2 separate regions of the Homo sapiens genome follow, and region 2 is linked to region 1. A link is an interaction called in ENCODE POLR2A ChIA-PET data of the cell type or tissue named here. Cell type or tissue: HepG2. All regions are shown on one strand. Links, peaks and the distances in the headings refer to the core of each region. The heading gives the core; the rest is flanking DNA. Region 1 overlaps SLC6A4 (solute carrier family 6 member 4). Region 2 overlaps NSRP1 (nuclear speckle splicing regulatory protein 1).

Region 1 (16,042 bases), core at 7,826-11,825:
GCACGGGCTCCACCATTGGCCTGCACAGCCCCGTACTTCCAGGTGGAGCTCACGGTGCTGACTTTGGTTCACATTCAGAAATGTTGCCCTGTGAGAAACGTCTCTGCAGGGGCTGCTCCCTTCAGCCTGACTTTTGTTTGCTCTGGGTGACTGGGAAGACGAATGCTCATTTACTGAATGTCAACAACGCGCTTTTAAATGGGAGCAAGTGTTTTCCCAGCCCTGTGTCTAATGAGGTGACAAAATGAGTAGCGATAAAGTGGATGTGAGGCAGTCTGACTGCCTTATTATTATTTCCATCTTTCCTTTGGCCCCTCTGGAACCTGGCAGCAGCTCCCCAGCTTCCATCCCAACCCTGAACCAAGGGGATTTGTTAATGGGATTTAAGCCACAGGCTCTTTAGCACCCAGGACTGGATGGACCTCCATTAATCCCAGAAGCCCCTGGGCTGCAAAAGGAGAGACGCAACCCAGTGATGTGGAGACAGAGAGGCAATGTCCCAGGTCTTCAGGTACTGACGAGTGACAGACAGCAAGGGGAGGGTCTCCTGGGATGCTGATGTCCAGTTCTTCAGGTCATTCTTTGAGGTAGGGAGGGAAGAGGTGACAGGAGGGGTTATGATGAGACCAGGTGGTGATCTGGGCGAGCACTTCTCAGCAAAGCTGGGGACACAGCGAACCCATTGTGTGCTTTGGGAGAGCCCAGAGCCCCAGACTGGGTGGGCAGCTAGCAGGAGGGGGCAAGTACGTGGGCCTTTGCCGTCTTGGGTTTTGGTGTGACCTTTCTGTGTGTATACAGGAAAAAAGAGCATTTCATTTCCTTTGTTACTGAACTGTTGAATAAAATAAGCTGATTTGTCTTCTCTAAGGGAACTTTTTCCTCTAAGGGGCCAAGAATTAGTGAGTGGGAGACCTGGAAGGACCAGGGAGGGGTTCTGCTCCCCGTAGCTCTGTGCATGGCTGGCTCTAGCTCACCCACGGCTCTTGAGGACAAAGCCAGGCCTAGAACTTGAGTCTCTTCTACTTTCGCTCTCTTCTCTTCCCTCCGTAATGATGGGCATGTCTTCTTTAAAAGGCGAACCAAATTAGCTGGCCCTTTCTCTTGTTTCAGAGTTGGGGAGCTGGGCCGAAGGAACAGGGAGGGAAGAGCCTGGAGGGGAGAGGGGAGGTAAGCTGTTCTGGTCAGCAGGGAGCTTTGGCTGACTGGAAGTTTCCCAGCACTGGCTGAGGGCTAGAATTATTTTTTCTTTTGAAAATTTTCAACTGAAAAATCAGAGATATGGTCCATTTTCACCAGTTAACATTTTGCCAATTTGTGTACAAAGTCACTCTAATTATGCATATATCTAATTTTTGCATATGCAGTATATATATGATTTGATATATTATGTGTAATATATAAGATCATTAATATAATTATGCCATTTATGTATCTGTATGTATACATACAGATATATATACACACTATATATACACATATGTACATACAGATACATACAGATATATATATACATATGTACATACAGATACATACAGTGTATATATGTGTCTGTATACACTATATGTATATATAAACTATATGTATCTGTATGTATACCTACAGATATATATAGTGTGTATATATATATCTGTAGGTATACATACAGGTATATATATACTATATATATAGGTTCAACTAATATATATAGTTGAACCTTTGAGAGTTTGCAGACTTCCAGATACTTCTTCCTTAAATACTTCAACACAGATTTCCAACAAACAAGGACCTTCTTGTACGTAACCACAGCGCCATTTTCATGCTGGGGAAACTGGAGATAGATACAATACTATTATCGCACATACAGCTCATATTCCCATTTCCCCCGCTGTCTCAATGATGTCCTTTTTAGCATACAGTGTTACTCTGTGAGACTGTAAACTAGGGGTCAGAAAGTTTTTCTTGCTCTCATCTCAGTGCATATCTGAGAACTAGACTGGTGCAATGATGTGTAAGGATGAACTGATTTTTCATGAGTGTCTCCAACTGTGTGACTCACACTAAAGCACATCTCAGAAATTGTTGACCTAAGAGTATAGGCACCTTTGAGCAGCAACAGCCAAACTCCAAACACCTTGTGGCTGAAGAGGTGGTTGCACGTGTCCTCCGCGCCCCCTCTCCACCTGGATGCACCCGTCTCCTCCAGCAGCCTCACCTCACCTGACCTCACCTCTCCTTCTCCCCTCCATGCCCCACCCAGAGAAATGGGCCAGTTTCCCCTCTCTTTTCTCTTCTCCACTCCCATTTTATTTTGTAGTTCCACTTCAAACCCCCTTTTCCCCACTTCCCTCTTCCGCCTTGCTCAGCAGCCACAGGTGAATCCACCCTTATTTCATAGCACCCTCTCCCTGGGGTTGTTTTTTCCTCTCTTCTCTCTGTTTTGGGTCCCTTTGTGGACCCAATCATGTCTGTTTTACACAAAGGTAATCTTAGTAACATACCTGTATAAAGGAAAAGAAAAGCTGTGTGTGGACATGTTCCCATGTGTTCTATCTCGATTTTTACTTATTGCATAAATTGTATTTATCACAACAGTAAAGGAGTGTTTGGAAGGTGAAGTGACACTCCTAATCCTGATTAATCTAACACATCATCTGTTTTGAGTTTCTCAAGTCTCTTTCCCAGCCTCGTCCACATTTAAATATACTATGGTAACAGAGTAAAAGCAGTTTTGTTTTCTGCAAAAAGTTGTAAGTTGTGAAATTATGTGTCACAAGCAATTCATGTCACCAACTTCTTCTTCTTCCTCTTCCTCTTCCTCCTCCTCCTCCTCCTCCTCCTCCTCTTCCTCTTCCTCTTCCTCTTCCTCCTCTTCTTCTTCTTCTTCTTCTTCTTCTTCTTCTTCTTCTTCTTCTTCTTCTTTCTTCTTTTTCTTCTTCTTCTTTTTTGAGATGGAGTTTCGCTCCTGTTGTCCAGGCTGGAGTGCAATGGCCCGATCTCAGCTCACCACAACCTCTGCCTCCTGGGTTCAAGCTATTCTCCTGCCTCAGCCTCTAAAAGGCTGGTATTACAGGCATGCGCCACCATGCCTGGCTAATTTTTGTATTTTTAGTAGAGACAGGGTTTCTCCATGTTGATCAGGCTGGTCTCGAACTCTGACCTCAGGTGATCCGCCCACCTTGGCCTCCCAAAGTGCTGGGATTACAGGCATGTGACACTGCGCCCAGCCCATGTCATCAACTTCTAAAGAACTTGGACCAGGCGCAGTGGCTCATGCTGTAATCTCAGCACTTTGGGAGGCTGAGGCAGGAGGATCGCTGGAGTCCAGGAGTTCAAGACCAGCCTGGGCAACATAGCGAGATCTCATCTCTACTGTGTATTTTAAAATTGAACAACAAACAAAACTAAAGACCTCAAAAGTGCCTAAAAGACACCTCCGTGGAATCTGTACAAGGATCTCCCTGCTCCTTGTTCTTCTTTCCTTAAATTTAGTTTTCCTTAAGAACCAAAAAGAAGGTTAAAATAAAGAAAGAACTTCGAATCAGTCTCATTGTCAGCCCCCTCCCCACCCCTAAGCCGTCGTGTAGCACTTAACAACGCTGTGTTCTACAGCTTTCGTTTCAGATGTTTTAGTTTATCACATTTATTTCTGTGGGTTAGGAAATATATTCTAAGTTCCAAACCACCAGCTCACAGATGAACATTTGGAGCCCAGACCGCTGATGGGTGTGCCTGCCAGTACTTGTTTCAAAGTCTGAAAGCCCATCCCGGGCTCTTTAATCCTGGGCATGTCAGTCTCTTCCTGTCCATAGTCCATGAAAATGACTGTTAAGGCAGCCCTCCTCCTCTGCCCACAAGATGCACAGCCAATCTTCCCGATGGGTGAGGCAGGGAGGGACAGGGCCCCTTAGAATAGAACCCTGATCCCATTTGACTTAACTCCAGGGAGGAGAGAAAGAGCAGCACCTCACATGGAGCTCAGATCTGTTGGCACCCTCGCCCAGTCAGGAAACCCAAAACAAGCCCTCCATGCTGAGAGCTGTACAGGGCGTGCTCCAGTCTGCAAGTATTTGGACTCAGGGACGTGTAGCCATAGCCCCTGCTTCCAGGGGCACACGAAGCAAATGTATATAAAAGGATAACTAATGATGCCTGGTAATCAATGGCGAGTGACAAATGAGAATTGAGTAGAAAGAGTGTATCTTGGGCTGGAGTGCTGAGAGGAGGTGGATAGAAGCTTATGCCAGGCCTTGGAGGGTGCAGGATAATTAGAGGAAGGGAAGCTACAGGTGGGGACGCACACGGCACTGTTGGTGCCTACTGGCCCCTGAATAACCTGCGGTATTTGTTAAAAACTGCAGATCCCTGAGTGCCCACGTGGATCTCTTGAATTAGAATCTCTGGGAGAGCAGCCCAGGAGTCTGTTTCCCAGGTGACCCCAAGCACTGATTGAGAGCAGCAAGCATGACCCAGTGAGGCCCGTGCTGGGAGCCACAGATCACTTAAGTCCCAAGTCTTGTGGGCCTCAGTTTCCCTGCTAGGGTATGAAGTAGAAAGGCACAATGGGTTGCGGATGTATGGTGGTGATAGTGACATCAACTCACTGTCATTTATTGATGCTTCCCTGTGCTAGACACTGAGATAAGCATGTGTCATACTTTAATTCCCACGACAGCCTTTAGGAAGTAGCGGTTTTAACAGTCTGCTTTTACACAGGAGGAAATGGAAGCTAAGAGAGGTTAAGTGACCTACTCAAAGTCACACAGCCATTAAGTGGTGGACCAGGGATTCCAGTGCAGACCTGAAACAGAAAGGAGAGCTATGGGTTGTGAACAGAGGAACTAATGAAAGATGACTCTGGAAGGAAGTTAGTCTGGGCTTGGCTGTTTATATTCACTGGAGGAGGGCTGTTCACATCTGCTATGCTAAATTCATTTCTTTCTAGTAAAGTCAAAATAAATAATCCAGTATCCTTTTGGCCAGCCTCTCAGGGGGACCTTGACCCCATCACAAGGGGCATATCCTCTAGATTTTATACTCTGTGTAGAGAGAAGCCCAGGGCTATCCTCTCCCAGGCAGGGAAAGTTCTGGACAGAAATTCTTTTTCTTTCTCATGATAACTGGCCCAAATGGCCCTGAGGATTTTATCCTATTTAATTCCTCTCCAAAAAATTAAACCAGGCTGGGTGCAGTGGATCATGCCTGTAATCCCAGCACTTTGGGAGGCCAAGGCGGGAGGATTGCTCATAGGCCAGGAGTTCAAGACCAACCTGGGCAACATGGTGAAACCCCATCTCTGAAAAAAATACAAAAAATTAGCTGGGTGTGGTGGCACACACCTGTAATCTCAGCTACTCGGGAGCCTGAGGTGGGAGGATTCCTTGAGCCCGGGAGGTTGAGGCTGCAGAGAGCCATGATCATGCCACTGCACTCCAGCCTGGATGACAGTGCAAGACTCTGTCTCTTAAAAAAACAACACACACACACACACAAACACACACACAAAGGAACAGAAAAAACACTAAACTGACTCTGTCATATGAGGAATCCTTTGGATAAGGAGATGGCTGTGATAGTGGAGTTCATTTCTACCCTTTTTGTCCAAAAAAAAAACAAGCAGATTTTCTCTATTCTCTTCATTTCTATCATGAAATCTCTTCAATTCATTGGAAAGGCAAGGCAGGAGTCCCTATGGCTTCCGACCTGTGCCCCCATGACCCTGCACACTTCGGGAACACAGCAGTGCCTTCAGCAGATGCAAACGTGAGCCCCCATTTTACACTGCAGAGCCTGCAAGGAAGGATCAGCCAACAGCCAAGGTCCTGTGAGAGAAACTGTGCAATAGCAGCAAAGGAAGACTTAAAGCCTGGGGGCAACTGTGGTGCAAAACATGTGAGCTATCTAAACACGCCGCGGCGAGCCAGCGGCAGCCTCTGTTCACCACGGGATGTGTGGCAGCACCAGCCTCTCCAGAAGCATCGTGTTTTTCCTAGCAGTTGGTTTTCTTTTTCAGATTTTAGGCTTGGCCTGTGGACTCCATGCAGGCAGGACTGTGCCTGCCTTGTTTCTTTTTTCTTTCTTTTTCTTTTTTTTTTGAGACAGAGTCTCACTCTATCGCCCAGGCTGGAGCGCAGTTTGGCTGACTGTAACCTCTGCCTCCCAGGTTCAGGCGATTCTCATGCATCAGTCTTCTGAGTAGCTGGGATTACAGACATGCACCACCACGCCCGGCTCATTTTTTGTATTTTTATTTTTATTTATTTATTTGAGACAGAGTTTCACTCTTGTCACTCAGGCTGAAGTGTAGTGGCTCAATCTCAGCTCACTGCAACCTCCGCTTCCTGGGTTCAGGCAATTCTCCTGCCTCAGCCTCACAAGTAGCTGAGATTACAGGCACCCGCCACCACACCCAGCTACTTTTTGTATTTTTAGTAGAGACAGGATTTCACCATGCTGGCCACGCTGGTCTCAAACTCCTGACCTCAGGTGATCCGCCCGCCTTGGCTTCCCAAAGTGCTGGGATTACAGGCGTGAGCCAGCTGGCCCGGCTTGCCTGCCTTGTTTCTGAGGAGCCGAGCACATGTGGGCCTACGCACATCTTTGCTGAGGGAGTGCTTCTCCATGAAGAAGGCCAGATTCCATGTTTACTGCTTCGGGCGGCACCAGCGTTCCATAATTCCCATCACTCTTGGGAGATGCCCTGGGAACTTCAGCCTCCCTCTGAATAGAGGATACGAACTGCCAGTTGGCTCTATGACCTGTAACTAATCCTATCTCAACGTTAAACCCACAGTTCATTTGTTTTTGTTTGTTTTGAGAAAGAAAGTTGAGTTTCCTGAGAAATGAACTCACTTTGATCTTGACACATGAAGTCAAAGTTCAACATTTCTGTAGTGTCTTTCTGCTTAGAAGGCACTGATAGGCATCAAGTAGATGGAGCGTCACAGGCATTTCCAAAGGGCTGGGTGTTTATGACCAATCGGGATAATTACATGCTTGTTCAGGTACGGGTTGCTCCTGGCTATAGAGACAAAGTGTGTGGAAAGAGGAATGGAGATTCGATCAGAAGTTTAAATAGAAACAGTCCTTTTTTACTTGGAGTCAGGGATTGGGGGAATGGAGTGCATTAGCTTCAGGAGAGTTAAGAGAAAGTCAACCACTCCCATTGGCTGGTCAACTGCACCCCTCATGTGCAGAGACCTAGGGGGACGAAGCTTCTGTCTGCCAGCTGTCATTCCACAGCAGAGGTGGGGTCCACGGCACCACCCTCAGCCTGTCACCAGCTCAGCCTGGAACAACAGCACACATCCAAGATGCAAAGGAAGGCTTCCTTCTGGGGCTTTTTCTGGACATGGAGAAACTCAAAGACTGCCTGGAGAAGGTCACAGCTGTAATATTGACCTCGTTTGCAATCTTTCCACCCAGCAGGATAAAAATACCTTTTAAAAAAAGAAAGCTTAGAAGAGGGCATTCTCAGAAACCAACCTTCTTAACAACTCACACTTCTCTATTCCTGGGCCAGCTTGTTTTCAGCCATTGTTATGTGCAAGTCTTGATAGAAAAAGCCAGCCAGGGCTCTGCAGAATCAGAAAAAATAGGAAGAGAGTCTGGGGCTCCACAGGCAGGAGCTTGCAGGCAGAAAGGGCCCCGGGCACATGGCATCTTCTCCTGGCAGACCCGATTAGTCACCGAGAGGAGTTTTCCTCTACCTGGCAGAGGCAGAGGAGTAAGTTAAGAAAAGGAGATGTGTGTCTCCTCTGAGTGGCTGTAACTTTGTGTTTGCACCCCAGATTCTATGATGAGGGTGGGGGTTCAGTAGGAGAACCCCAGAAAGCACAGCTGGATAGAGAGAGACAGCCTGTGGGGAGAGGCTGCCCGGTCATGAGTTGTCTGAGGGATGCTCTGGGTTTTCTTGCACTGGGGCCATTTCAGCCTGTTGATGTAAAATTTTTTAATTAAAAAATTAAGAAGAACTAGGGGATATTTCAGGAAACAAGACCTCTGTAATGGCTCAGAACACAAATAGAAACAGCGTATTACTCTTCCAGGAGCTGCTTACCATAGTTGCCAGGAATTCAGGACTGGATGCCTTCGGGGCTGAACCCCTGAGGACTCCTGAGAACACACGTTGCCCTCAAAAATCTACCTACCTGCACACATTTTCTACCCTCTCTGCAGGACGCCTCAAGGAAGAAAGTAAACAAAATCCAGAACAAATCATTTGGCCCCTGAGGCAGGAGGGTAACTGCTCACTGCTGCTGCTAAATGTCTATTTCCTCTCCCCAAAGTATTGCTTCTGAGATGGACCGCATTTCCCTTCCGTAGACCCTCTGGGCCTGGGTAGAGAGGCCAGGGAACGCTTGGGTGATGCAATTGGAGCTTCTATTTAAGTGAGAGGAAAGTGGCAGTACAGAAAATAGAAGAGGTTCTTGCAGAAAATTGTGGGGCCAGGCCAGGCATGGTGTCTCACACCTGTGATCTCAGCTCTTTGGGAGGCCAAGGCGGGTGGATCATGTGAGGTCAGGAGTTCAAGACCATCCTGGCCAACATAGTGAAACCCCATCTCTACTAAAAATATAAAAATTAGCCGGGCATGGTGGAGCACGCCTGTAGTCCCAGCTACTCGGAGGCTGAGGCACAAGAATCGCTTGAACCCGGGAGGCAGAGGTTGCAGTGAGCCAAAATTGTGCCACTGCACACCAGCCTGGGCAACAGAGCAAGACTGTTTCAAAAAAAAAAAAACAAAACTGTGGGGCCAGTGGGAGGAAGAGCAAGGGAAGGAGCAGCTCTGTCAACTCGGTGCCCTCCAGCCGCACAGGGAAAAGCTCTTCCTCCCTGCCATTTGGCCTTCAAGTTCGTCAGTTGTTTAACGTACAAAACATGTCATTGATATAGGCCGGAGGGAAGTACAGAGGCCTTTTTAAACAACACAACCACTGACTACCAAGTTCAGGTTTAATTTAGCTGAATATTTAAATATGTTGACATCTCATCATGTAATAAAATAATAATATCCCTTGGCCTGGTAAATGGTTACCTATGGTGGGTGAGAGGATGTGTGGTTATTTTAAAAGCCTATCAAGCCTAGTTGAGGGCCGAAGGAAGGGGGAAGTGGGGGGAGGCCAAGGCCAGGCAGTAGCATAAATGGTGAGCAGGGTGAGGTTATGGAGACCGCTCTTGTCAGAATTCATATCCTTCTGAGTGGTGTTTGCATTCTTGAGCCTGGGGTGGGTGGCGGAGGGCCCAACAAGTGCGGTACAGCCCAAGACGTCTACCTCCCCTTACACACACACAGCCCCTAGCTACATGAAGCTGATTTATCTCTTGTTGCTGTAGATATTTTTGGCAACAATCGATCCCTTTAAAATTTTTATTTTCCACTTTACAGAAAAAATGCAGCAAACGCCAAACCCTAGTGACTGACATTGCCTGGTGTTCATGTCTAATCCTTGCTCATGTTTATAGCCATAGTCATTCTTGTGAAGCTACTATTTTGTGTCCTGATTTTTCACTTACTATGTTTTTGTCTTCACATGTGTAGGTAGCTAAGTTGCAGTCACCAAAAACCCCAAATAGGTAGGAGACATCCATGCGCCATTTCTATTAGCCAGTTCCTAGCCATCCTCCTAACTGTTGGATCTGGAGGGTTAGCCTCAGATCATTGCAGTTATAAACAGTCCATCCCTGGCTATCTTTTCTAGAAGGGTCCAGTGTCATCTCAGCTAGGCAGAAACGTATTTCAACTCCCAAACTGTTTCAAGAGTTTGAAAAGCTCAGGCCCAGAAGAAACAGAGTGAGCAGTTGAACAGTCTTACAACTGCTGCTTACAACTTTATAACAGGCCATAGGTTTAAAGTCCAAAAGGGCTCAAATTTCTACCCCACGTTTGACGACTCAGACCTCAAGCCAGAGCTGAGCTGACTTCCCTGCGCCCAGGCCACGGCGGTGAAATGAAGGCACAGCAGCCCCGGCCAGGCCCTCCCAGTGGAGGCACAGGGGGACGGCGACACCAACCACCCCAGCATCAGTAACCTGCACACTCTTCTCCCTAGGTCTCCTGGAGGCAAGGCGACCTTGCTTGCCCTCTCTTGCAGAATAACAAGGGGCTTAGCCACAGGAGTTGCTGGCAAGTGGAAAGAAGAACAAATGGTGAGCAGCAGTGCCGTTTAAGGACCAGTCGGGCTTGCAAATGCATAATGGGAACGCAGAAAGGCCATGTGCAGATAGACTGGACACAGCCGGAGGCAGCTCAAATCTGCCCCAACCTTCCTAGGGGCTAAAAGACGAGTGACAGAATCTGTAGCTGATGAGCTGGGGTGCCTCACGAAGGGTGGCCTTTTTACCTCTGTCCTTTGCTTTTTTCCTTTTAAAATCATAGCTGTAGTTGATATAAAATATAACTTTGGGTGTGCAGCTTAAATGATGGTGAGGACTGTCCTGCCTGCTGAAAGGCAGAAACGCCTTTGCTTGTCATTGTTTCCCCAACATAGCATCCAAGACAAAGGGGGTGCTCTGTGACGCTTTGGAGCCTCTCTCACATTCTTCTGAGCTGCTGGCAAACCACAAGATGAGAGTCCAGTGGCTCAAAGGGAAGCGAGTGCTTTGCTCTCCAGTCCAGCCTGTGCAAACCTTGGTGATTTGCTGTCTATTTGTGTTGGTTTTATTGTTTCCTTTTGAAATTACTTGATTGTCATTTGATGCCCTGTATAGGTTGAGAAATTTAGTTGAATTTATGGACTGCCATGTAGCAAATAGGATGTCTCACATTTAACAGATGCATTTGTAATCCCGTTAACTAATGTAGTTTAAGATGTATGATGAGTTAATACCAAAGATGAGTAAAATGTCTAACTTTTTTCTCCTTCCTCTGTGTGTCTTTCCAACAGAGTCAATCCCGACGTGTCAATCCCGACGATAGAGAGCTCGGAGGTGATCCACAAATCCAAGCACCCAGAGATCAATTGGGATCCTTGGCAGATGGACATCAGTGTCATTTACTAACCAGCAGGATGGAGACGACGCCCTTGAATTCTCAGAAGCAGCTATCAGCGTGTGAAGATGGAGAAGATTGTCAGGAAAACGGAGTTCTACAGAAGGTTGTTCCCACCCCAGGGGACAAAGTGGAGTCCGGGCAAATATCCAATGGGTACTCAGCAGTTCCAAGTCCTGGTGCGGGAGATGACACACGGCACTCTATCCCAGCGACCACCACCACCCTAGTGGCTGAGCTTCATCAAGGGGAACGGGAGACCTGGGGCAAGAAGGTGGATTTCCTTCTCTCAGTGATTGGCTATGCTGTGGACCTGGGCAATGTCTGGCGCTTCCCCTACATATGTTACCAGAATGGAGGGGGTCAGTATCACAGGCTGCGAGTAGAGGCTGTGACCCAGGGTGGGCTGTGACCCGGAGTGGGCTGTGACCCGGGGTGGGCTGTGACCCGGGTGGGCTGCGACCTGGGGTGGGCTGTGACCTGGGATGGGCTGTGACCCGGGTGGGCTGTGACCTGGGGTGGGCTGTGACCCGGGTGGGCTGTGACCTGGGGTGGGCTGTGACCCGGGTGGGCTGTGACCTGGGATGGGCTGTAGGTCCTCTTGAGAGGCCAGAAGACAGATTATGTCTTTTCAGTCTTCACTGGCGTAAGACTAGGAACATGATGACTTAGACTTTCGAGCTGGTAGAAAAGTCAAATCTCGCCAGGCGTGGTGGCTCACACCTGTAATCCCAGCACTTTGGGAGGCTGAGGCAGGTGGATCACCTGAGGTCAGGAGTTCAAGACCAGCCTGACCAACATGGCAAAACCCCGTCTCCACTAAAAATATAAAAATTAGCTGGGTATGGTGGTGGGCGCCTGTAGTCCCAGCTACTTGGGAGGCTGAGGCAGGAGAATCACTTGAACCTGGGAGGTGGAGGTTGCAGTGAGCCGAGATGGCACCACTGCACTCCAGCCTAGGCGACAGAGCGAGACTCTGTCTCAAAAAAAAAAAAAAAAAAAAAAAGTCAAATCTCCAGCAAGCCAAAAGCTGAAGACAGCGTGTCTGAGGCTCTCCGGGTTGTGAAGCTGGGTGAAGCCCTCCCAAACCTGACCTCACAGATCTCCAGCATCATTAGCGCTCCATTTATTGAAGGGCCTCCTTCTCATCCTGCATTCTCCAGGCTCTGTCCTCCCCCAGCCAGAAGTGAGGGAATGGCCGTCAGCCCTGTGCTGAGTCCCTTCACTCCTGCTGGCAAGTTCTGCTGGGAAGAGTCCACGAGGGTAGGCCTGCGTAAGGGAAAATTTGGAGGTGGCTTCAGAGTCCCAGATGCTTCTGATCCTTTGGACCTGTGTGAGGTCAGAGAAGGGCATCAGCGTTAAGTCCTAAATCTTAATTACCAGTCTGGGCAGAATTTAAGCTGGATTAGATCCACAGCATGACATTAATACCAACCTCAAACCACGCATGGCTGGCCCTCCTATCTCCTCCTGGGATGTTAGATTTTTGAGGCCAGAGGCCCTATCTTGTTCCTTGTACCCCTAAAGCCTCTCAAGTAGTTAACTTGTAGATTATAAAAAATAGTAGCTGACTGTAGGCATGAAGATGGGAACCTGGGGGAGAGCAGAGCAGTGGGGAAAAGTGAATGGGTTTGGGGCCTCTGGACTTGTTATCAGCACAAGAAAATAACAAGAAGTGGGTGTCAGATGCGTCAAGCTTGATTTTCATGGGAACTCTGACAACAGATTTGGGAGGGCAGCTACAAAGAGGTTTGGGGATCATCCATTTGTGTCACCCTCACTTCTCCCGTGACCTAACACAGAGTGGCCTGGATTTACTCTCTTTTAAAGATTTCTGTCCATGTAGTTGCAAAGGTAGTTCCAGGGGGCCCCTGGGAAGCTCAGCGCTTCCTGCCTAGGAGGAGCAAAAGTCATAATCACCTTATCTCCTGCTCCAGAGGACTCACCTTTAGCCTGGGCATTATGTAAGGGGCTGGGTCACTGGTGACATTTCCCCGACACTCATTCCCCAGCGTAAAGCTGATCAAGCAAACTCTTTGGAGGAAGGCCATCACGAGAACACATGGTTTTATTCTCGAGCCGGGTTTACCCAGTGTGACTGTAAATTACATGGACCTTTCTGATTTGCACAGACCTCAGGTTTCTGGGTTCAGAGCATTTTACAGCAGGGAAAATTAGGGAAAATCACAGCTGATCCACCCTTTAGGCTAAAAACTCAGGCTGCAGGTTAGCATTCCCCAACTTGGTATTTTTAAATTCAGCCTCAGCCACAAGATCCAGGAGACACCAGCATCTCCAGTTAGGTAGCAGCTCTGTGCTTGCTTGTTCTGTGAAAAACTACCCTGTCCAGCCACTCCTGCAAACGGCGCTTGTCAGGGAGCATTCTGGCTCAATGGAATTATGGAAGTGTAGCCAAATATCAATAATCATGTGTCTGGAGCCATAGATAATACTGATGAACAAAGATACTGATTTGGTGACTCACAGAGAGTTGCAGCTGTTGCTACAGATTGTCACAGGTGATCTGTTCCAAGGGTCCCAGGTACTGGCTGCATCGGAATCACCTAGGGAGCTTGAACACAATTTTTGTGTTGTGCCCATGCTTGGAGATTCCGCTTCAGGAGGTCTGGGGTAGACCCAGGAATCTAGGTGACTATGATGTGTGGCTACATTTGGGAAACTCAGCTCTCCTCAACTGTGTTCTTTTATAGGGAGGAAATTGGGGCTCAGAGAGGGGAAGTGGCCCAGCGTTCTCCAGGTAGTCATAAGTGGATGTGATCCTGCCTGTTCTGTCGACTCCCAAACCAGGCTTTCTTCCCAATTGCTCTCTTGGCCTCCTCTGAAACCTCATTTTAGTCATGGTGCTCCCCCTACGACTGCTTCTAGCAAAGCACTGAGACCAGAGGAGCACAGCATGAGGCCACTCAGCCCAGGGTGGCTCCTGACACTCACATCATCCGGCGACTGTGATTCTCAGTCACAGATTGGTTGGGCTATCCTGGGACAGACGTGGGCAGGGAGTGAAATTGTCTTTCATCTGCCTCAGGGGCATTCCTCCTCCCCTACACCATCATGGCCATTTTTGGGGGAATCCCGCTCTTTTACATGGAGCTCGCACTGGGACAGTACCACCGAAATGGATGCATTTCAATATGGAGGAAAATCTGCCCGATTTTCAAAGGTAACTGAAGGGCTCGGTGGGGTGGGTAAGTGGAGCCTCTCAGGAAGGGATTTCCATCAGTGGGTGGGAGCTGGGGACCTTCTTCTGGAATCAGTCAGGCCTTAGGCATCCCTGGGAGACTGCTTGAGTAATTAAGGTTTTGACTGCGTAAGTGGTGTGAAATTGTCAAAGAGAAACAGAATAAACGGCAATGAGAAGTAAACTAATGTAAACATTTTAAAGCATTAACAGGACATGTACACATTTTCTAAAACATGTTACCTTGCAAATACATATGAGTGACTAACGGCAGGGCCACTTTTCCCACGGTGGCCTGGAGTCCTTGGAATGGAATGGAGGGCAGCACCCACGTGTACCCCTCTGCTGGGCTGCGGGGCTCTCCAGTGCCCCGTTTCAGCCTTTTGCCGTTGGGCCACCCTTAAACTCGGCCTCTGTCTCTCCATCTCACCCACTGCCCAGGGATTGGTTATGCCATCTGCATCATTGCCTTTTACATTGCTTCCTACTACAACACCATCATGGCCTGGGCGCTATACTACCTCATCTCCTCCTTCACGGACCAGCTGCCCTGGACCAGCTGCAAGAACTCCTGGAACACTGGCAACTGCACCAATTACTTCTCCGAGGACAACATCACCTGGACCCTCCATTCCACGTCCCCTGCTGAAGAATTTTACACGTAAGTGCACGTAAGTGAGGGGTTGGCCTGTTAGGGGCAGGCCACACCCCTGGGGTTTGGCTTCTTAAAAAGAAGGCCAGGGCCAAGGGCTCCTCACCCCTTTCTGAGAGATGAAGCTATCAGGGGTGGGAGTAGCAGAATTTGGAGCTGGGAAACTCTACCTCAAGTGCTCCACGGCCTGGCCCTGCTGTGCCTCCTTGCACTTTCTCATGCGCCAAGTCAGTTTGCTCCAATGCGCCCAAGCCCGTCCCTCCCTTCACATTCCAAAATTACTCCCCTTCTTCCGGGGTCCTCCTCTCAGCCAAATGTCATGGAGGCGAAGCATCCTAGTACTTTGATAGTTCAAAACTATTCAAATGGTTTAATGTGTCAACTTCGTAAGTGGGATCTACCCTTTGGAAGAAGATGCTTGAGGAAGGTAGTTTTCTTTAATGCTGGAATTTCAGGCAATGGCAGCCCAAAGAGAGAGCTACTTTGGGGTAGGGAAGGGAGCCAACTCCCCACACTTACACATCCCTCATGTTCCCAAAAGCCAGTCACATTGGTCAAAGGAGTTCAGGTCCCATCCAGCAAAGGAGAATCCAGGAAGTCTGCCTTTAGGTTGAACACTCTTCCCAGGGTGTTGGCCAAATGTGCTTTGTGGTCCTTCAGGACAGGCAGGGCCAATCCCAGCTCTTCCTGGGCCTCAGTGACCACTTGGTCCTAGCAGCACCGTGTCCATTTGTCCCGGGCACCCTCAAAGGAGCAGCACAGATGTGTGCCCAGGTCACTCTACAGAGCCTCTCAGGGGCCTTTCTTTCTCCTTCACCCCAGGCGCCACGTCCTGCAGATCCACCGGTCTAAGGGGCTCCAGGACCTGGGGGGCATCAGCTGGCAGCTGGCCCTCTGCATCATGCTGATCTTCACTGTTATCTACTTCAGCATCTGGAAAGGCGTCAAGACCTCTGGCAAGGTGAGGAAGGCTCTGGCTGCTGACCCAGGCCTGCCCAGGGGCCCACAGGCTCTCAAACTCAAAACCCAGTAGCCTGGACAGACAGCACTGTTTCCTTCCACACCAAACACATTCCATGATGCACCCTCTCTCTCTTCACCGCATTTGTTAGAAAATTCTAGAAGTGGGTTGGGCATGGTGGCTCACGTCTCTAATCCCAGCACTTTGGGAGGCTGAGGTGGGTGGATCATTTGAGGCCAGGAGTTCAAGACCAGCCTGGCCAAC
Region 2 (15,246 bases), core at 6,371-10,370, 70 kb after region 1:
TTTACAATAATTAGAAAAATGACTATTTAAACAGATACCCTAAGCGACCCAGCCATTCCATGCACAGGTATTTACCTAAGAGAAATGAAAGCCTATGTACACATAAAGAATTGTATACAAATGTTTATAGCCAGTTTAGTTGTAATAGCCAAAACCCAGAAACATATATACTTTGTATGGGGGGGTTATCTACTTCTTTCAGCATAATTAGTTTGAGATTAATTCACATCATGTATCAAGTCTGTTCTTTCTTGCCAAGTAGTGTTTCCATTGTATAAACATGGCACAAATTGTTTATCCATTCACCCGTTTATGGTCTTCTCAAAGTAAGGCTGTCTTTTATTCCTGGTTACGCAATGAGAAAAGCCCCTAATCCTAACAAAGCCCCTTAGCAGCTTCTGAAATTTTAGCTTCTCTCAGAAGTGAAGATATTTTAGTTTTAACTTGAATTACCTATAAATTCATTTTCATAATGTATAACAAATCTCCTTGAGAGCACAGATCTGTCTTATGCAGCCTTCTACTTACTACCAGTAGTATCCAGTACAGTGTCTTCTACACACCAGATGATCAAGAATGATGGTTCAAGTGTTTAACAAGAAAACCATTTTACAAAATTATGTTTCTAGACCAACCAAGAACTCAAACAAAAGCAGAAATGAAAAAGGAGACATTACAACTGACACTACAGAAATACAAAAGATCATCAGATACTACTACAAACAACTATACACCAACAAACTGGAAAACCTAAAGGACATGGACAAATTCTTGGACACATAAAACCTACCAAGATTGAATCAGGAAGAAACAGAAAACCTGAACAAACAACGAGTAATGAGATTGAATCAGTAATAAAAAGTCTCCTAAAAAAGAAAAGCTCAGAATCTGATGGCTTCACTGCCAAAGTCTACCAAACTTACAAAGAATACCAATTCTCCTCAAACTATTCCAAAAAATAAAAGAGAAGGGAATTCTTCCTAACTCATTCTGTGAAGCCCTGAAACCAAAACCAGACAAAGGCACAACATTAAAAAACAAAACAAAACAAAACAAAAAAACTACAGGCCATAGTTGAACACAGATGCAAAAGTCTTCAACAAAATACTACCAAACCAAATCCAACAGTACATCAAAAGGACAATATACCACAATCAAGTGGGATTTATCCCTGAGTTGTAAAGATAATTTACCATATGCAAATCAATAAATATGATATATCACATCAACATAATAAAAGACAAAAACCATATGATCATCTCAATTGGGGCAGAAAAAGCATTCAATAAAACTCAACATCCCTTCATGATAAAAATGTTCAACAAACTAGGCACAGAAAAAACATACCTTGGCCGGGCACGATGGCTTACACATATAATCCCAGCACTTTGGGAGGCCAAGGCGAGCAGATCACTTGAGGTCAGGAGTCTGAGACCAGCCTGGCCAACATGGTGAAACGCCATCTCTACTAAAAATACAAAAAACATTAGCCAGACATGGTGGTGCATGCCTGTAGTCCCAGCTACTTGGGAGGCTGAGGCAGGAGAGTCACTTGAACCCAGCAGGCAGAGGTTGCAAAGAGTTGAGGTCGTGCCACTGCATTCCAGCCTGGGCAACAGAGTGAGACTTCATCTCAAAAAATAAATAAACAAATAAATAAAAATAAAAAGAAAGAATATACCTCAACATAATAAAGGCCATATATGACAAACCCATAGCTAACATACTGAACAGAGAAAAGCTGAAAGCTTTTCCTCTAAGAACTGGAACTAGACAAGGATGCCCACTTTCACCACTCTTATTCAACACAATACTGGAAGTCCTGGCCAAAGCAATCAGGTAAGAGAAGGAAATTAAAAGCATCCAAACTGGAAAAGAGGAAGTCAAACTGTCCCTCTCTGCAGATGACATGATCTTATATTTAGAAAAACCAAACGACTACACACACACACAAAAAAAACCTCTTAAAACTAATGAACAAATTCAGTAAAGCTGCAAGACACAAAATCAACATGAAAAATCAGTATAACTTTCAATATACTAGCAACAAACTAGAGGAAAAAGAAATCAAGAAAGCAATCATATTTCCAAAACTAAAAACAAAACCCAAAACCCTAGGAATAAATTTTACCAAGGTGAAAGACCTCTACAAGGAAAACTATAAAACATTGATGAAAGAAATTAAAGAGGACACAAAAAAATGGAAAGACATCCCATGTTCATGGATCGGAAGAATTAATATGGTGAAAATGACCATTCTACCAAAAGCAATCTACAGATTCAACGCAATCTCTACCAAAATACCAATAATATTTTTCACAGAACTAGAACAAACAATTCTAAAATTTGCATGAAACTACAAAGAGCCTGAATAACCAAAGCAAACCTGAGCAAAAAGAACAGCTAGAGGCATCACACTACCTGACTTCAAAATATACCACAAGGCTATCATAACCAAACTAGCATAGTATTAGTATAAAAACAGACACATAGACCAAAATGGAACAGAATAGAGAATCCAGAAATAAATCCACATATTTATATCCAACTGATTTTCAACAAAGGTGTCAAGAACGTATACTGGGGAAAGAATACCCTCTTCAATAAATGGTGCTAGGAGAACTAAATATCCACATGGAGAAGAATAAAACTAAACCCCTGTCTCTCACCATATAAAAAATCAAAACAAAATGGATTACAGACTTAAGATAAGGCCCCAAACTATAAAACTACTAGAAGAAAACACAGGAGAAATGCTCCAGGGACACTGGTTGAGGCAAAGAGTTTATGGCCAAGATCCCAAAAGCACAGGAAACAAAAACAAAGATAGATAAATGGGACTGTATTAAACTAAAACACTTCCGTACAGCAAAGAAAACCCTCAGCAGAAGAGACAACCTGATGAATGAGAGAAAACGTTTACAAAATATTCATCTGACAAGTGACTAATATCCAGAATATAGAAGGAACTCAAAACAACTCAATAGCAAAAAAAAAAAAAAATGCCATTAAAAAGTGGGTGAAGGACATGAAATAGACATTTCTCAAAAGACATACAAATGGCCAACAGGTATATGAAAAAATGCTAATCACTAATCATCAGTGAAATGCAAATCCAAACCATAATAAGATATCTTACCCCAGCTGGAACCTCTATTATTAAAAAGACAGGAAATAACAGATGCTGGTAAGAAAAGGGAACTCTTATACACTGCTGGTGGGAATGTAAATTAGTAAATAAACCAGTATGGAGATTTCTCAAAAAGTAAAATTAGAACTACCATTAAGACCCAGCAATCTCACTATTGGGTATCTATCCAAAGAAGAAATCAGTGTATCAAAAGGACACTCTCATATGTTCACCACAGTATTATTCACAATAGCAAAGATATGGAATCAACCTAAATGCCCAGCAACAGATAAACGGATAAAGTGTGTTAAACAATAGAATACTATTTGGCCATAATGAAATAATGTCATTTGCAGCAACATGGATAGAAATGGAGATCATTATTTTAAGTGAAATAGGCCAGGCATAGAAAGACAAATATTGCATGTCCTCACTCATATGTGGGAGCTAAAAAACTTGATCTCATGGACATAGAGTATAGAACAATAGATAACAGAGACTGGGAAGGGGAGGAGGAGAGGGGATAAAGAGGGGAGAGAGACAAAGACTATAAGAAGTATAGTCACCCTAGTCTGCTATCCAACACTGGAACTTATTTCTTATGTACCCAAACATACAGTTAGATAGAAGAAATAAGTTCCAATGTTTGATAGCAGACTAAGGTGACCATACTTAGCAATAATAATATGTACATTTCAAAGTAATTAGAAGAGAGGGCTTGAAATGATACCAACATATAAAAATGATAAAACATTCTAGGTGATGGATACCCCAATCACCCTGACTTGATCATTACATATTCTTTGCATGTAACAAACACTCACATGTACACCATAAATATGTAAATTATATATCAATAAAAGGGGAAAAAAGTGGGCAATAGAGATTTCTCAAAATACATATGAGTAGCCAACAGGTATATAAAAAAATGCCCAACATCACTAATTATCAGGGAAATGCAAATCCAAACCACAATGATATCATCTTACCCAGTTAGAATAGCTATTATCAAAAAGACAAAAACTAACAGATGCTGGCAAGGATGCAGAGTAAAAGGAGCTCTCATACACTGTAGGTGGGAATGTAACTTAGTACAGCCATTATGGAAAATAGTATGGAGATTTTTCAAAAAATTAAACACAGAACTACCGTAAGATCCAGCAATATCACTACTGGGTATTTATTCAAAGGACAGAAAATCAGTATATCAAAAGGATACATGCACTTTTATGTTTACTGCAGCACTACTCACAACAGCCAAAATATGGAATCAACCTAAGTCTCCATCACATATGAATTGACAAAGAAAATGTGGCATATTTACACAGTGGAGTACCATTTGGCCATAAAAAAGAATGGAATCAGCGGGGCACAGTGGCTCACACCTGTAATCTCAGCACTTTGGGAGGCCGAGGCAGGCAGATCACGTGAGGTCGGGAGTTCGAGACCAGCCTGATCAACATGGAGAAACCCCGTCTCTACTAAAAATATAAAATTAGCTGGGCATAGTGGTGCATACCTGTAATTGCAGCTATTTGGGAGGCTGAGGCAGGAAAATCGCTTGAACCCAGGAGGTGGAGGTTGCGGTGAGCCGAGATTGCACCATTGCACTCCAGCCTGGGCAACAAGAGTGAAACCCCATCTCAAAAAAAAAAAGAAAGAATGGAATCATGTCACTTACAGCAACATGAATGAAACTGAAGGTCATTATCTTTAGTAACATAAGCCAGACACAGAAAGACAACTATCTCATGTACTCACCCATATGTATGAACTAAAAAAATGTATTTCATAGAGGTAGAGAGTAGAATGATAGTGAACAGAGGCTGGGAAGGACTTGGGGGAGGGGAGAGATAAAGAGAGGTTGGTTAATGGGTACTAATAGGTATGAACATACAGTTAGAGGAGTAAGTTCTAATGTCCGATAGTAGAGCAACTTCCTGATGGATTTACTGCAAGGTGTCCTGATAGACAAGGTCAACAGAAACTATTTGAAATAATGTACATGGAAAATATAGTCAAAATAAAAATATTAAGAGATGGGCCGGGCGTGGTGGCTCACGCCTGTAATCCCAGCACTTTGGGAGGCCGAGGCGGGCAGATCGCTTGAGGTTAGCAGTTTGAGACCAGCCTGGGCAACATGGTGAAACCCTGTCTCTACTAAAAGTATAAAAATTAGCCGGGTTTGGTGGTAGGTGCCTGTAATCCCAGCTACTAGGGAGGCTGAGGCACGAGAACTGCTTGAACCTGGGAGGTGGAGGGTGCAGTGAGCCAAGATCGTGCCACTGCACTCCAGCCTGGGTGACAGACTGAGACTCCATCTCAAAAAATAAATAAATAAATAAAATAAAATTAAGAGATGGGTAAATGAATGAATGGATATAGCTGAAAAAATGTTTTAATAAGTTAGAATATTAGGCTAGAAACTCCTAGAACACACATGGAAAGGGTAAAATGCTTAAAAAAAGAAAAAAGCCACACGATGGTGTACGTCTGTAGTCCTAGCTACAGCCAGGAGGCTGAGGCAAGAGGATCACTTGAGCCCAGCAGTTTGAGGCATAGTGCACTATGATCATGAAATGCCACTGCATTTCAGCCTGGGCAATATAGTGAGACCCCATCTCTTAAAAACAAAGCAAAAAAAGGTATAGTGATATGAAAGATATTTATGTAACAGAAGACCCAGAGGAAGACATATAAACTAAACAGATTCAAAGAAATATTTGAATGACTGGTAATTTTCTAGAATTGGAGAAAAATATCATATTGAACAGGTTTTGAATGCAAAAGAGGACAGAGGATAAATAAAACACACACGCCTGCATATACAACAACTAGATACATTATAATGAAATTTAAGGAAATGAAAGACAAAAAGAAAATTCTAAGAGTTTCCAACAAGGAAGAGTAGGTCACCTATAAAGGGGTACAATCGGAATGTCATCAAATACCTCATCAGCAACTTGGGATTTAAGAACAAGTAATCCATATTATGCACCACATGCCCGTACCAAAATATCTCACATATTCCATAAATATATACATTTACTTCATACTCACAAAAATTAAAAAGAAAAAAAAAGGTAGTAAATCTTAATTAACATTACCCAGATGGAGTAACTTTAAAGTGCTGATGGAAAGCACTTTGAACTAAAAAGTATATATCCAGAAAAACTATCATCAAAACTAAAGATGTTTTAAGCACATAAAATCTCAGGTCTGCCTCATAAAAGCCCTCTTTGAAAATAAAGGAAGTACAGGCTGAATATCCCTAATCCAACAATCCCAAATCTAAAACTTTTCCAGTGTCAACAGTATGCTCAAAGAAGCATTTTGGATTTTCGGATTAGGAATGTTCAGCTGTTAAGTATAATACAAATATTCCCAAATCTGAAAAAATCTGAAATCTGAAACACTTCTGGTCCCAAGCATTCATTTCTTTCTTTTTCTTTTCTTCTTTTTTTTTTTTTGAGACAGGGTCTCACTCTGTTGCCCAGGCTGGAGTTCAGTGGCACGATCATGGCTCACAGGAGCCTTGACTTCCCAGGCTCAAGCGATCCTCCTACCTTGGCCTCTGAGTAGCTGGGACTACGGGTATGTACCACTACACACAGGTAATTTTTTAGTGTTTTGTAGAGACAGGGTATCACTGTGTTGCCCAGCTGTTCTTGAACTCCAGGGCTGAAGCAATCCTCTCGCCTCAGCCTCAGAAAGTGCTGGGATTACAGGCGCCAGCCACCACACCTGGCCCCAAGCATTTCAGAAAGGGATACTCAACCTGTACTCCCAATAATAATATTATGAGATACATGAAAGGTAAATATATAACTTAGTAAAACTTAATATATCTTTTTTTTTTTTGAGACAGGGTCTCACTGTGTTGCCCAGGCTGGAATGCAGTGGTACAATCACGACTGACTGCAGCCTCAAGCTCCCAGGCTCAAGCAATTCTCCCGCCTCAGCCTCCCGAGTAGCTGGGACCACAGGCACCTGCCACCACATCTGGCTTATTTTTTTATTTTTTGTAGAGATGGGGTCTCAGTATGTTACCCAGGCTGGTCTTGAACTCCTTCCTGGGTTTAAGCAATCCTCCTGCCTCGGCCTCCCAAAGTGCTGAGATTACAGCACATGTGATAGCCACCACACCTGGCCCTAATATTATCTTTTAAAATAAGACAAAAAACAACCATAACAATCCAGGACGAAATCTAGAGCAGGGCTATACAACTTTCTGAAATGACTAAAATATCTTTTACCTGTGTTGTCCAATATGTTAGCCACCAGTCACACGTGGCTATAGAACACATTAAATGTGGCTAATGTGACTAAGGAACTAATTTTTAAATTTTACTTAAGCTAAAACAGCCTCTAAGACTAAACTGGCTATCATATTAGCACAGATCCAGAGCAGGGGTCAGCAAATTTCCTCAAGGGACAAATGGTGAATACACAGGTTGGTGGACCATGTGGCCTGTTGCATCTAGTCATGTAGCACAAAAGTAGCCACAGACAGACAAATGGCAAGGCTGTGTTCCAATAAAACTTTATTTTAAAAAAGGATGCCAACATGAGACATAGTTTGCCAACACCTCATCTGGATGATATAAACACAGTGGCAAGGCAAGCAGCAGGTGGAAGAGAGGGAGAGAAGACAACCAGAAGGTAGCCAGAGTGTGCCAAGGTATTTATGTTGAAGGCAGTGAGTGATATAAAGATACTTATAACAACAATAAAAGAAACCAAACGTATAAATGTAAGCATAGATTGGTTTGGGATAATGACCAAAATTTTAACTGAAACACAATGAAATGTGTACATTTCAAACTAGGAAAAGAAAATTCAACCTATTAAATGAGAGAGAGAAAAAAAGACAACAAACTCTGGGATTGGATTTTTAAAAGATCTAGAAATAGGAGGTCTACAAAAAGAGCCTAAATACAACAGGATATAAAAATGCCGAAAATAGGCCGGGCACGGTGGCTTATGCCTGTAATCCCAGCACTTTGGGAAGCTGAGGCAGGCAGATTACTTGATGCCAGGAGTTTGAGACCAGCCTGGCCAACACGGCAAAACTCCGTCTCTACTAAAAAAATACAAAAATTAGCAGGGTGTGGTGGTGCACGCCTGTAATCCCAGCTACTGAGGAGAGGTGAGGCATGAGAATCACTTGAACCTGGGAGACAGAGGTTGCAGTGCAGTGAGCTGAGATCATGCCACTATACTCCAGCCTGGGCAACAGAGCAAGGCTCTGTCTCAAAAAAAAAAAAAAAAAAAAAAAGCTGAAAATAAATGAGTGGGAAAAAATACAAAAGGCAAATATGAATCAAAAGCTTGATAGTAATTATAAAATCAGAAAAATAGAATTAAAGAGAAACGTATGTGAAGAACAAAGTAGGTTACCAGATACTGAGGAACAGATCAAGAAGAAATAGCAATCATAAACATTTATGCTTTTAACAATGTATCTTCCAAGTAAATAAAGCAACACCAAGACAATTCAAAGGGGAAAGAACAGTCTATTCAATAAATGGTGCTGGAACAACTAGATATACATATGCAAAAGAATGAAGTTGGGCCCTTACCTTACCCCCTTTGCAAAAAATAACTCAAATGGAGTTAATCTAAACGTTTACATTTAGCTATAAAACTCACAGAAGAAAAAATACAAGTAAATCTTTGTGACCTTGAATTAGACACATGACAAAATCTGTGTAGCTAAAACCAAAAGTCCAAATGACCAAAAAAAAAAAAAAAAAAATTCTTAGGCTGGGCACGGTGGCTCACGCCTGTAATCCTAGCACTTTGGGAGGCTGAGGCGGGCAGATCATGAGGTCAGGAGTTCAAGACCAGCCTGGCGAACAGAATGAAACCCTGTCTCTACTAAAAAGAAAATTAGCTGGGCACAGTGGTGCATGCCTGTAGTCCCAGCTACTCGAGAGACTGAGGCAGGAGAATCGCTTGAACCCGGGAAGCAGAGGTTGCCGTGAGCCGAGATCGCGCCACTGCACTCCAGCCTGGGCAACAGAGACAGACTCTGTTTTAAAAAAAAAAAATTATTTCAAATCTCATCAAAATAAATTGTTGCTTCAAAAGCCATCAAGAAAGTGACAAACACACCAGGTGTGGTGGCTCACGCCTGTAATCCCACCATTTGGGAGACCGAGGCAGGTAGATCACCTGAGGTCAGGAGTTTGAGACCAGCCTGACCAACATGGAGAAACCCTGTATCTACTAAAAATACAAAATTACCCGGGCGTGGTGGCGCATGCCTGTAATCCCAGCTACTTGGGAGAATCACTTGAACCTAGGAGGCGGAGGATGCGGTGAGCTGAGATTGCGCCACTGCACTCCAGCCTAGGTAACAAAAGAAAAACTCTGTCTCAAAAAAAAAAAAAAAAAAAAAAAAAGAAAGTGACAACCCACAGAATGGGAAAAAAATACAGCTGACTCTTGAACAATACAAGTTTGAACTGCATGGGCACACCTATATGTAGATTTTAAGTAAAAGTTACACCCAATGTGCCTGCCTCACCTTTCACCTCCTCCACCTCTTCTGTCTCTGGCACTCAGAAACAGTAAGACCAATCCCTCCTTCTCCTCGGCTAGCTCAATGTGAAGATGATGATGAACAGGAAGACCTTTATGATGATCCACTTCTACTTAATAAATAGGAAATATATTTTATTATATATCTTCCTTATGATTTTCCTAATAACATTTTCTTTTCTCTAGCTTAACTGTAAGAATACAGTATATAATACATATAAAAAGTGTGTTAGCTGTTTATCAACGAGGCTTCTGGTCAACAATAGGCTACTGGTGGTTAAGTTTTGGGGTAGTCAAAAGTTTTCAGCTGCACGGGTGTTGGTAGCTCTAACCCCCCTATCGTTCAAGAATCAACTGTATTTGCAATCATGTATCTGTTATGGAACTTGCAGCCCATAAAGAATTCCTACAATTCAACAATAAAAAGACAAACTAAAAAATGGACAAAGGAGTTGAACACTTTTTTCAAAGAAGAAATACAAATTTATTTCAAAGAAGATATACAAATGGCCAAAAAGCACATGAAAAGGTGCTCAACATCATTAGCCACTGGGGAAATGCAAATCAAAACCACATTGAAATACCACTTCGTACCCAACAGGATGACTAAAATAAAAGAGTCACAAATGCTCATAAAGATGTGGAAACAGCCAAGTGTGGTGGCTCACACCTGTAATCCCAGCATTTTGGGAGGCCGAGGTGAGCAGATCACCTAAGGTCAGGAGTTCAAGACCAGCATGGCCAACACAGCAAAACCCCATCTCTACTAAAAATACAAAAATTAGCCGGGCATGGTGGCGGGCACCTATAATCCCAGCTACTCCAGAGGCTGAGGCAGGAGAATCGCTTGAATCCAGAAGGCGGAGATTGCAGTGAACCGAGATCGCGCCATTGAACTCCAGCCTGGGTGACAGAGCGAGATTCCAAAAAAAAAAAAAAAAAAAAAAAAAACCAACAACAAAAAACGGCTGGGCGCGGTGGCTCATGCCTGTAATCCCAGCACTTTGGGAGGCCGAGGAGGGTGGATCACGAGGTCAGGAGATCGAGACCACGGTGAAACCCCGTCTCTACTAAAAATACAAATAATTAGCCGGGCGTGATGGCGGACGCCTATAGTCCCAGCTACTTGGGAGGCTGAGGCAGGAGAATGGTGTGAACCCAGGAGGTGGAGCTTGCAGTGAGCCGAGATTGCGCCACTGCACTCCAGCCTGGGTGACAGAGCGAGACTCCGTCTCAAAAAAAAAACCACCACATATTGGTCAGGCGCGATGGCTCACACCTGTAATCCCAGCACTTTGGGAGGCCAAGGCAGGCAGATCACAAGGTCAGGAGTTCAAGACCAGCCTGACCAACATGGTGAAACCCCATCTCTACTAAAAATACAAAAATTAGCCAGGCATGGTGGTGCCTGCCTGTAATCCCAGCTACTCAGGAGGCTGAGACAGGAGAACTGCTTGAACCCGGGAGGCAGAGGTTGCAGTAAGCCGAGATTGCGCCACTGCTCTCCAGCCTGGGCGACAGAGCAAGACTTCATCTAAAAAAAGAAAAAAAAAGATCTCTACAACATGTATTACATTATATTATTCCATTTATTTGAAATGTCCCAAATAGGTAAATCTGTAGAGACATAAAGTCAATTAGTGATTGCCAAGGGCAGAGTAGAGGGAAGAATTAGGAGTGACTGCTAATGATCAGGTTTCTCTCTGGGTGATGAAATTCTAAAATAGTGATGATGGCTGCACAATTCTGTGAATATACTAAAAACCACAGAGCTTTTGGTATTTTTTTTTTTTTTTTTTTTGAGACAGGGTCTTGCTCTGTCACTCAGGCTGGAGTATAGTGGCTTGACCATGGCTCACTGCAGCCTTGACCTCCTGGGCTCAAGTGATGCTCCTGCCTCAGCCTCCTGTGTGGCTAGGACCACAGGCATGTGCCACAAGCATGCCTAACTAATTTTTAAAATTTTTTGCAGAGACAGGGTCTCACCATGTTTCCCCCGCTAGTCTTGAACTCCTGGGCTCAAGCAATCCTCCTGCCTCAGCCTCCCAAAGGGCTGGGATTACAGGCCACTGCACCTGGCTTTGCTATGTGAACTTTATCTCAATAAAGTTGTTTAAATAAATGAATAAATAAAAAGCATCAACTCTCAGAAATATAAGGACAGCAACCATTTTAGATGGCAATCTTACTCCTCTATGATAACAAATAGATCAAGAATAAAAATAAACATCAGATAATCTTATGTTCTTTGGTCATAACACAATAAAACATAAGAATAAAAACAGCAGCCAGGTGCAGTAGCTCAAACCTGTAATCCCAACACTCTGGGAGGCCAAGGTTGGAGGATCACTCGAGACCAAGAGTTCAAGACAAGCCCGGACAACACAGCAAGACCCCATCTCTATTTTTTTAAGTAAAAATTAAATAAAAGAATAGAAACGGCAATAAAAATATCCTTGAGAAAACCAAACCTGTATGTCAAAACTAAAAGCTATACCTGTAAGTCTTCAGGTTAAACAAATCATAAAGGAAATTACAAAATATTTATAAATGTATAACACTGAAAACACTACATGCCAAAACTTGTGAGATACAGCTAAAATAGTACTCAAAAAGAAACTTAGGAAGATTGACAAAATAACCCAGGGAAGCAATAAACATATGGGCAGAAATTAGAGAATAAATCAACAAAATATAGATGAACAAAATCAAAGGCTAGTTATTTCAAAAGATTTTATAAGATAGACAAACTTTTGGCAAGATTAATCAAGAAAAGTAAAGAGATGCAAGTAACAGTAGATGAAAGATTTAAAAAACACTATCGTGAACAATTAAATCTGAAAACCTGGGCAGAACAGATACATATTCCAAAAACTGTAAATCAGCCAATCCACAGCCCAAACTTAGAACCATCTCCTCTGGCCCCTACAAGCCAGGAAGCAATAGTCCTCTGCCTTCATTGCCCAGGGCCAGATACAAAAAAACTGGTGATCACCGCTACAGCCCAGAGGCAACTGACAAGATTCAAACTAGCCAATCCTAAACTGTTTCCCTTCCTTTCCCATGAAAAATACAATAAAGACTCTGAACCAGGCTTTTCCTGATCCAAACTGGTTCTTCCCTATGTAGCCCTGAATGAAATGGCATGTCTTCTCCTGTCAGTAAATGTACATAACAATAATCTTCTTTTAAAGGGCATTAGTCTCAATATGTCATTTGTCACCTCCATAAATTAAAATCCTACAGACATTTTTAGACAATAAACAAAGCCTTTCCCACTTATAGACATAGATGTTTGAAAACCCTAAATCAAGTTTTAGTGAATTGAGTTTACTAGCATATTAAAAATAATACATCCTGCTCAAAAGGATTTAAGCCAGAAATTCAAGAATGGTTTAACATTTAAAAATGTATCAATCTAATAAACCATATTAATGAACCACAGGAGAAAAATGACTTAACTAGCTCAATAAATTCAGGAAGGCATTTAGTACCTATTTGTGATTTATAAAAAATTGTCAGGCTAGGCACAGTGACTCACGCCTGTAATCCTAACACTTTGGGAGGCTGAGGCGGGCTGATTACTTGAGGTCAGGAGTTCGCAAGATGAGCCTGGCCAACATGGGGAAACCCCAACTCTACCAAAAATACAAAAAATTAGCTGGGCATGGTAGCACATGCCTGCAATCCCAGCTACTCGGGAGGCTGGGACAGGAGAATTGCTTGAACCCGGGAAGCAGAGGTTGCAGGGAGCTGAGGTTGCGCCATTGCACTCCAGCCAGGGGGACAAGAGCGAAACTCCGTCTCAAAAAAAAAAAAAAAGTTGGTCAGTGATGAATAGAAGAGTTCCTTAACTTAAAAAAGTCTGGCCGGGGCTGGGCGCACTGGCTCACACCTGTAATCCCAGCACTTTAGGAGGCTGAGGCGGGCAGATCACGACATCAGGAGATTGAGACCATCATGGCTAACATGGTGAAACCCCGTCTCTACTAAAAATATAAAAAATTAGCCGGGCGTGGTGGCGGGCGCCTGTAGTCCCAGCTACTCAGGAGGCTGAGGCAGGAGAATGGCGTGAACCTGGGAGGCGGGGCTTGCAGTGAGCCGAGATTGGCCACTGCGCTCCAGCCTGGGCAACAGAGCGAGACTCCATCTCAAACAAAACAAAACAAAACAAACAAAACCAACCAACCAAACAAACAAAAGTCTGGCCGAGTGCAGTGGCTCACACCTGTAATCCCAGCACTTTAGGAGGCCAAGGTGGGCAGATCTCCTGAGGTCAGGAGTTCAAGACCAGCCTAGCCAACATGGTGAAACCCCGTGTCTACTAAAAATACAAAAATTAGCTGGGGCATGGTGGCGGAGGCCTGTAATCCCAGCTACTTGGGAGGCTGAGGCAGCATAATCACTTGAACCCAGGAGGTGGAGGCTGCAGTGAGCCGAGATCGCACCATTGCATTCCATCCTGGGCAATAAGAGCAAAATTCCGTCTCAAAAAAAAAAAAAGAAAAGAAAAGAAAAAGAAAAAGTCTATATACCAAAAGCCAATAACAAAAATCAAACTTAATGGAAAAACTTCAGAAGCTTAGGATATCACTTAGGATAGACAGGTCAGAATGCCCACTAAGGACATTTTTCAACATACTACTGAAAACTTGTCTAATAAAGTAAAACAGGAAAAAGAGGTATAAGGACTAGAAGAGATGAAGCAGATGGTTTAAACAAACTATTACAGTAAATCTGATTAGGCTCAGGTGTGGTGGCTTGCGCCTGTAATCCCAACACCTTGTGAGGCCCAGGTGGGCAGACTGCTTGAGGCCAGCCTGGCCAACAGGGCAAAACTCCATCTCTACTAAAAATACAAAAATTAGCTGGGCATGGTGCTGCACGCCTCTAAATCCCAGCTACTCGGGAGGCAGAGGTGGCAGTGAGCCAAGATTGCGCCACTGTACTCCAGCCTGGGGGACAGAGCAAGACTCTTAAAAATATATATATTCCTGAAAATATGGTACCACTCACAATAGCTACAAAATGTAGGAAGTATCTAGAAATTAAACTGCAGATAAGGCACAGGACATTAATGGGGTAAAAAATTACCTCATAAAGTCTAGGAGGGGTGTGGTGGCTCACACCTGTAATCCCAACACTTTGGGAGGCCAATGTGGGAGGACTACTTGAGCCCAGGAGTTTGAGACCAGCATGGGCAAGATAGCAAGACCCTGTTTCTATTTAAAATTTAAAAAGTCTAAATGAAGGAAGAACTATACCACACTTACATGTAGTTCCTTAAAGACTAATATAACTTATAAATCCAAGGCAGTTCTAATACAAATCTCAGAAGAGTTTTAATTTTGAAGGAATTTCACAAACTTTATCTATATAACAATAAAAGTCCACAAATAGTTTGATCAAGTTTGAAAAAGAAGTGTAGAGTAGGGGGCTCACTCAACTAGATATACTAAGCTACAATAATTTAAAAAACGATATTTTGGCCAAGCACAGTGGCTCACACATGTAATCCCAGCACTTTGAAAGGCCAAGGAAAGAGAACTGCTTGAGGCTAGGAGTTCGAG

Evidence for each region. ChIA-PET counts read pairs that join two places held together with the same protein. Peaks named below come from ENCODE experiments on the same cell type or tissue, not always from the same donor. Only the 100,000 strongest peaks of a DNase experiment are listed, where the experiment ranks them.
Region 2: POLR2A ChIA-PET joins it to region 1 with 5 read pairs; 6 of 35 experiments call an interaction of 5 or more read pairs at or near these places.

The regions. Positions count from the first base shown.
Region 1 is chr17:30,216,902-30,232,943 of GRCh38, reverse strand. It overlaps SLC6A4 (solute carrier family 6 member 4), which reads left to right. Exons shown (of 15, transcript NM_001045.6): 2 at 10,029-10,125; 3 at 10,863-11,328; 4 at 14,013-14,147; 5 at 14,607-14,826; 6 at 15,640-15,778. The coding sequence starts at 10,986. Among named protein-coding and RNA genes, the nearest start is that of SLC6A4, 11 kb to the left of the region's middle. RefSeq lists a silencer at 6,847-7,047, enhancers at 9,986-10,501, 11,388-11,404, 11,394-11,410, 11,421-11,437, 11,444-11,460 and 5 more and cis regulatory regions at 11,455-11,487, 11,438-11,487. In HepG2, for the core only: no CTCF peak of the experiment used is centred there; a DNase peak (open chromatin) is centred at 9,863; H3K4me3 peaks cover 980 bases.
Region 2 is chr17:30,146,066-30,161,311 of GRCh38, reverse strand. All of the region lies in intron 2 of NSRP1 (nuclear speckle splicing regulatory protein 1), which reads right to left. Among named protein-coding and RNA genes, the nearest start is that of MIR3184, 37 kb to the right of the region's middle. In HepG2, for the core only: no CTCF peak of the experiment used is centred there; no DNase peak of the experiment used is centred there.